Regions from separate parts of the Homo sapiens genome. Here region 1 is linked to region 2. The links are chromatin contacts, found by Hi-C or POLR2A ChIA-PET in ENCODE. All regions are on one chromosome and are shown on one strand. The core of a region is the stretch at or near the end of the contact, and the rest is flanking DNA. Distances in the headings are between cores, read along the strand shown.

What was found. A loop is a pair of places that touch in the nucleus more often than their neighbours do. ChIA-PET counts read pairs that join two places held with the same protein, here RNA polymerase II (POLR2A). Pooled maps may share reads with other maps.
Region 1: a loop to region 2 is called in a map of CD8-positive, alpha-beta T cell, with 15 times the contacts of the local background. The contact joins the promoter of C4orf17 here to the promoter of STPG2 in region 2. A Hi-C loop is called at or near these places in 2 of 168 maps with a recorded cell type or tissue (CD8-positive, alpha-beta T cell and naive thymus-derived CD4-positive, alpha-beta T cell) and 8 of 50 pooled maps. POLR2A ChIA-PET finds 5 or more read pairs at or near these places in 1 of 52 experiments (activated naive CD4-positive, alpha-beta T cell).

What each region holds. Positions count from the first base shown.
Region 1 is chr4:99,509,600-99,512,615 of GRCh38, forward strand. It overlaps C4orf17 (chromosome 4 open reading frame 17), which reads left to right and starts at 1,422. Exons shown (of 9, transcript NM_032149.3): 1 at 1,422-1,673.
Region 2 is chr4:98,141,726-98,144,735 of GRCh38, forward strand. It overlaps STPG2 (sperm tail PG-rich repeat containing 2), which reads right to left and starts at 1,751. Exons shown (of 11, transcript NM_174952.3): 1 at 1,317-1,751. The coding sequence starts at 1,425. RefSeq lists an enhancer at 1,478-1,577.

The DNA of each region.
Region 1 (3,016 bases), core at 172-2,671, 1.4 Mb after region 2:
CCCATGGGGCTTCATAAATGGAAAATAACATAGTTACATAGCCAAGTACATGTTTATCTCTAGTGACCCTCTCTAAGGGAAAGCACAGCACACAGAGTGTAGACTTCTCCTACCCAGAGTTAGGTATTAATGTCAGGATCTGTGGTTGAGATTGCTTTTTATAACCCGATTTATACTTTCTCCCTCTCTTGTTAGAGCCCCTGTTTTAGAATGGGGTGTCAATGTGCCCTGTTAAGAAACTACATTTTCTATCCTTTCTTGTAGCTATAAATCATCAATGCAACATAGATTATTGTCTGAGACTCATGAGAAGGCTCTTACAAAGAGAGCAGATAGCTAGCATGTGCCCTTGTCAGCCCTTACCTCCCCAACCTTCCTCTTGTTTCCTGCTTGGAGTACAGATTTGATATGTGCAAATATAGCAGCCATCTTGGATGACTGGAACTTCAGGAACCATCTTGAACAAGGGATAATTTCAAAAATGGAAGCCTAATATTAAGAAAGATGGACCTAAAACATAGATGAAGCCAAGGTCCATAATGATGCTTCATAAAGCTTCCATACCAACCCTAGATGGTTGAACTCTTCCATGTGAGGAAGAAATACACATCTATCTTACTTAGAACACTATTTCTGATCTCTGTTATTAGCTGTGTAATAAAGTTTCTCAACTGATACAAAGTGAAAACTAAAAATCTCAGAATACAAAAATTACCTTAGAAAGTCAATTAGATCTCCCATAAAATTCCCCATAAACTACAGTAAAACAGGGAGGCATAAGGCATAAGAATGGGTTATAGGCAAAGGCAATTAAACCTTTAATTCTTGGGCCAGTCAAGAAAACAGACAAATTAGGCTCTATCCTTGCATTGTTTTAAGCTAGTATTTGCCTTTCAGAAATTGTCTATATTGCTCTTAGAGATTGTAATTCAGAAATTCAAAATCATGTGTATTCTGAAAAGTCTTGTGAAGCACCGCATGTACATGTGTGTGTGTTTCTCTATGACTTCTAATTAACATTTCAATATTTTTTCATGGCTATTGAACATGTCATCAGCACAGACATCCTGACTACCAAAGCAGTATATTCCATTCACAACTATTAGAAACTCCTTAAAAGCATGTATACCTTCTCCCCGTTGGTTTTGGATTAAGCTATATTTGGTTATATCATAATTGTTCTTTAAGCAGAATTGTGGGAAAAATTATAAATTTGATTTATATTGCTCTCTGTTTTATTTTTCTTCTTTTTCTTTCTCTTGCATTGGATTTAACTCTATTATATGTCCAAAATTGAGGAAAGCCATTTGTGGCCACATGGTTTTGTCAAGTGGGTAACTGGAGGTCTGAGAAGAATAGTGGGTGAGAGGTTCTAGAACTTAGATTTTTCTAAGGAATGTTACCACGTTGCTAAGCTATGTAACATATCTTAACAACCAGGGAGCCACACAGGCTCCTTGGAGTAAGAGTGTGAGAAACTGGATGAAGACAGCTGTATTCTTTTGGAAGCGTTCGAGATTGGTCTGTCTCTACCAACTAAAAACTTCTAGCTTAAGTGCAGAGATTTAAGGAGATCAACAAAAACTCAGTCTAGACATATTATGAGGCTGGGAGGGTATCAACAGACTTGAGTTCTTGTCAGCAAGATCACCTGCTTTTAATATTGTCCTCAGGTATAATTTTAAATTCATCATTACAATAATGTTCTAAAATTTTAGGTATGATTTAGTTAATAGTCCTCAAGTTCATTCTTTTTTCAAGAGTATGTGAAAGCCAAATAAGTCTGTTTTAAGAAAATGAAATACACATTGTTTTCTTGTTGACTTTTTTTTTTTCAAAATTTAAAGTGTATCACTACCCTTTAATCTAAGAGAATTGATGTGGGACAGACACATACAGAATAACTGAATAATATCAGCTAACATTTAAGTCAATTTCATCAGGTAATAGACAAACAGACTGAAATCTAGGCAATAAAACAATTAATCTGTGGTCACTTTGCTGGTTAATGGCAAATCTGGGACCATGAATCCTATCTTTAAATTTCTGGTTTAATGTCTTTTTCACTCTCCAAATTGTCTGCTGTACTCTTTTCCCCTCAATACAAGTAAAAAGCAAATTTACTGGCTTAATTGTACAAAAGGTCCCACACCAAAAGAATGAGTAAGTCTAAAGTGTGATTTAAACAAAGAGATTAGAACTAGCTCCTCACTGTGATATTCATAAACAGCAATAAGAAAATATACTTTTTATTGCTAGATAGATATTTTCTGCATTTAATGTCTACATATATTTTACCCAACCTAGGATAATTTTAGTATTTATATATATCAAACTGAAGTTCCTGAAAACCAGATATTCTGTGGCAACAAGTCTGGGAATTTATACACCATACAGTCTAAGTATATAGCATGAAACACTTAAACATAGATTGCTTTGTTCTAAAAAGGTAGTCAACGATCTAAAAGCATCCATCCCAACAAAATCCTGAGATCAATTTCTAGAACATGAACATTTTTTGACACTGCAAATTATTCTAACCCAAAAAGTCTCTGCCATGGTTATAAATAAAATGTGTATTTCCCAATTCTGCTACGATGAATAAGATTTTCATGTAAGATAGAAAAAATACAACAAGCACCAGAAAATCATCCTTCTTAGATTTCAAAAGCATACTATTTTCAAGAAAATTTAAATAACGACTTTCTATGTTCTTAATCCAGAAATGTTCTTTCTCACATGGTTGTGAATTCACCAAGATACATAACATTATCTTTAATCTCCCAGGTCTATGACACCATAGGTGTCTAAAAATGTTAACTGTTACTCAATATTGCAAACAACAACATGGCAAAGGTTCTCTGGTTTATCATCTCCAGATACATCACTCTTTTGGATTTTTTTCCTTCTTTGGGTTTTACCATTCTCTCCGAAGATGATATACATTTTAAGATGCTGGGTTTTAAAAGTACAATATGAAGGGACTTAACTTAAAATTAATTCAATGTAAAGTGCA
Region 2 (3,010 bases), core at 501-3,000:
ACAGGCCATGGTCACTCATATTTGGCTCGGAATAAATCTCTTAAAATATTTTACAGAGTTTGACTCTTTTCATCAACAAGAAACATAAAAACATTTAAAGAAGGCCATGAAGGACTGCTTGGAGAGGGGGAGAAGATGATGCCCTGATTCGGCATTTAACAAATGTTTATTAGGTCCCAATCATGTTCCCAGACACTCTTCCAAGACAGTAGTTGGGAAAAAAAAAAAAAAAAAAAACAGGAGGAAATGATGTTACATTTTGGAAAGAAGTGTTTCCAAGAATAAAGTGGTCAGTTATGTCAAAATTAAGGATTGCAAAGTGTCACAGGGGGTCATTGTTAGCCATTGTTAGGGGAATTAATGCTTATAATGCCCAACTCCATTAAAATAAAGATAGAATAAGCTGCAAGAATAGTGATACCAGATACTGTGAAGCAGTACAATTCAACATGTGAAACACTGACAGAAGTCAAATTTGTACTCCACCCCAAGAAACCTAAACCTTCCCTTATCTGATCAGTTATGTAACAGAATAATGGATCCTGGCATTTGCTTGAAAATACATAGTGTAGGTATGGGGAAAATGTAGGTTAAGAAAAACTATCATTTGGACGGTATTAAGCTCCAGAAAATCACCAGAATAGAAAAAGTAGAAAGCAAAATTGATGTATTTATTTTTGACTAAGTCACTAACTGCAAACAAACGAGGAGAGCAAATATTATTTAAATTATCCATCCCCACTCCACTGGTCAAAAATATAATTTTTCTTTACAGAATGTGGAGAAAAGGGGCTCCCCTGAAGTGTGTTAAAAGAGATGAGGACGGTCAGAAAAATCTGTCTGAAAAAAAAACGGAACTATCTTTAAATAATACTGCAAAATAGAAATATAAGCTACATCTTAATAAATAAATGTCTCTGGTTAATGGGAGGAAAGATGTGAGGCAGGCAGGATTACAAAGCAACGAGACAGCGGGAGGTAAGGGCACAGGATTTGGAGACTCATATATTATGTCAACACAGCCAGGAAATCAAAATCCTAGACCTAAACTGCACAATCAAAAGTAGGATGTAGACAACTATTGCGGAATCAAAAGTCCTAGCCATATGCTCACCAGCCTTTTGAAATGGGACAAGTGATACTATCAGTCTCATCTGTAAAATAAAAGTATAGTGTTTTCCCTGCCTACTTCATGTTTTGTTATGTTTACAAAATGGTACTATTCCGCTCTATGTTTAACTCACAAGCACGCAGAAGCGGAGCAGGCTGAAGATAGGATGCCTGTCACAGGAGCTCTGCCTCTTCCTACATCTTACCTGTCGCCTGCTGCTTCAGGAAAGGTACCTGGTAGGATCCAGGACCCACATGGGCCTCAGTGCTGCCACCTTCAGCCAATTTGAGCAGGCGGGGAGCCCGATCATACATAGTGCTCGGGGTGGTGGGGGCGCTGGGGAAGGGCAGGTGCCGAAAACGATAAAAACAAGGTAGCTAGAAGTGTGGAGAAAAAGGAAGCCGACACCAGTCTGAGGAGGCCGGGAAAGAACTTCCGTAAACAGGGAAATTAGGGGTGGGGTTGTCTCCCCGCCCGCTCATTGATACCAGATTTCCTCAAATCGATTTCTAGCTCTGTGGTAAAGTAGAGGGGTGAGCGACTAGAGATTAGACGTCCCACACAATCATCAGTTTGCCAGGTGCACGCCACCAAAATTGGGTATTAGGGATTAGACGCTCGCCCCGGTGCTTCCGGCCCTGACTCCGCCCACTTCTCTCCGCCCGGAAGCCTGGGGAGGAGGCGGGCCCAGTCTCTGGGGAGGAGGCGGGCCCAGTCTCTAGGGAGCGAAGTGGAGGTGCCTTCCTGGGCCGAGCCCTCGGAGCATGCGCACCGAGCAGCCACCCTTTCCCGGCTCTTTTTACCCGGAACCCGGCGCGCCTTGAAGAAGGCAGGCCTAAACCTCGTAGCTCTTGGGGTCCCGGTAACTACTTAGGTCCCGAACTTTTTTAAGTATGCAGAAGAACCTTAGAAAACGCGTTAGGAAGGGTGAGGACTAACTTGACCTTGATCTGCTTCCCGACTCAACAGAACCTAGTAAAGAAAAATGCAGTAGCATGAAGCAGAGAGCTTGGGGTTCCGCAAGCTCTCCCCCGCTTCTACTGCAGCCCCACTCGTACTCACAGAGAAAAGGCACCTCTGATCTTAACCTGTAGATAGTCCAAACTGCTAAGACAAACCCAGGGCTCAGGGCAGTGACAAGAAATGGAGAACCCAGAAAAAAAAATAACAAATAAGATAAGGGTAAAAAAGAAAAAAAAAAAAAAAGAAATGAGGACACCAGGCAAGGAGGCGAAAAGCTCACCAACTGAAGCCGTGGAAGTGACTGAAAGCTGCCTCTTTTGTCGTATGCCAGGTAACCACAATACTGATTCATCAATATTTAAAAAGCAAAGCGAAGGCACTGAAAAAGCCCAGTCCACCCCACCAAACCAATGATTCTGAACCTTGGGCAAAAGAAACCTTGCTTGTCCTTGGGGCTTAAGGAATCTATGTCAGAATCCACCTCTGCATCTCGCAGGCTGTTTTTTCTAGCAAGAATTCTGTCCAGATTATAAATATCCTCAGAGGCTTAGACAAATCCTACCTTGATCATACCTCACCTCCAAATGGTCTACAGTACGTTAATTTGTTCCTACTACAAGTTTTTATAGTTTTCATACTCTGTAATACACGATTTGCCACTCAATCCTGTGCAACATTTACTGTGGCTTCATTGTGCCATATAGGTCGGAACCCTCTCCTTGCGAGGCTATATGCTTCTCAAGGATGTATCTGTAGTACCTTTTTTTCTGTTCAATAGCTAGCTAAATTATTTATGCACTTAAAAAACACGAATTGGCATATACTGTAGGTTCCATCCCTGCTAAGTTATGAGGATACAAAGGCATAAGAAAGTCCCTGCCCTCAGGTGTTCTCTCTCTAATGGGGAAAGAGACGTATAATCCAAAACGAGAGGTG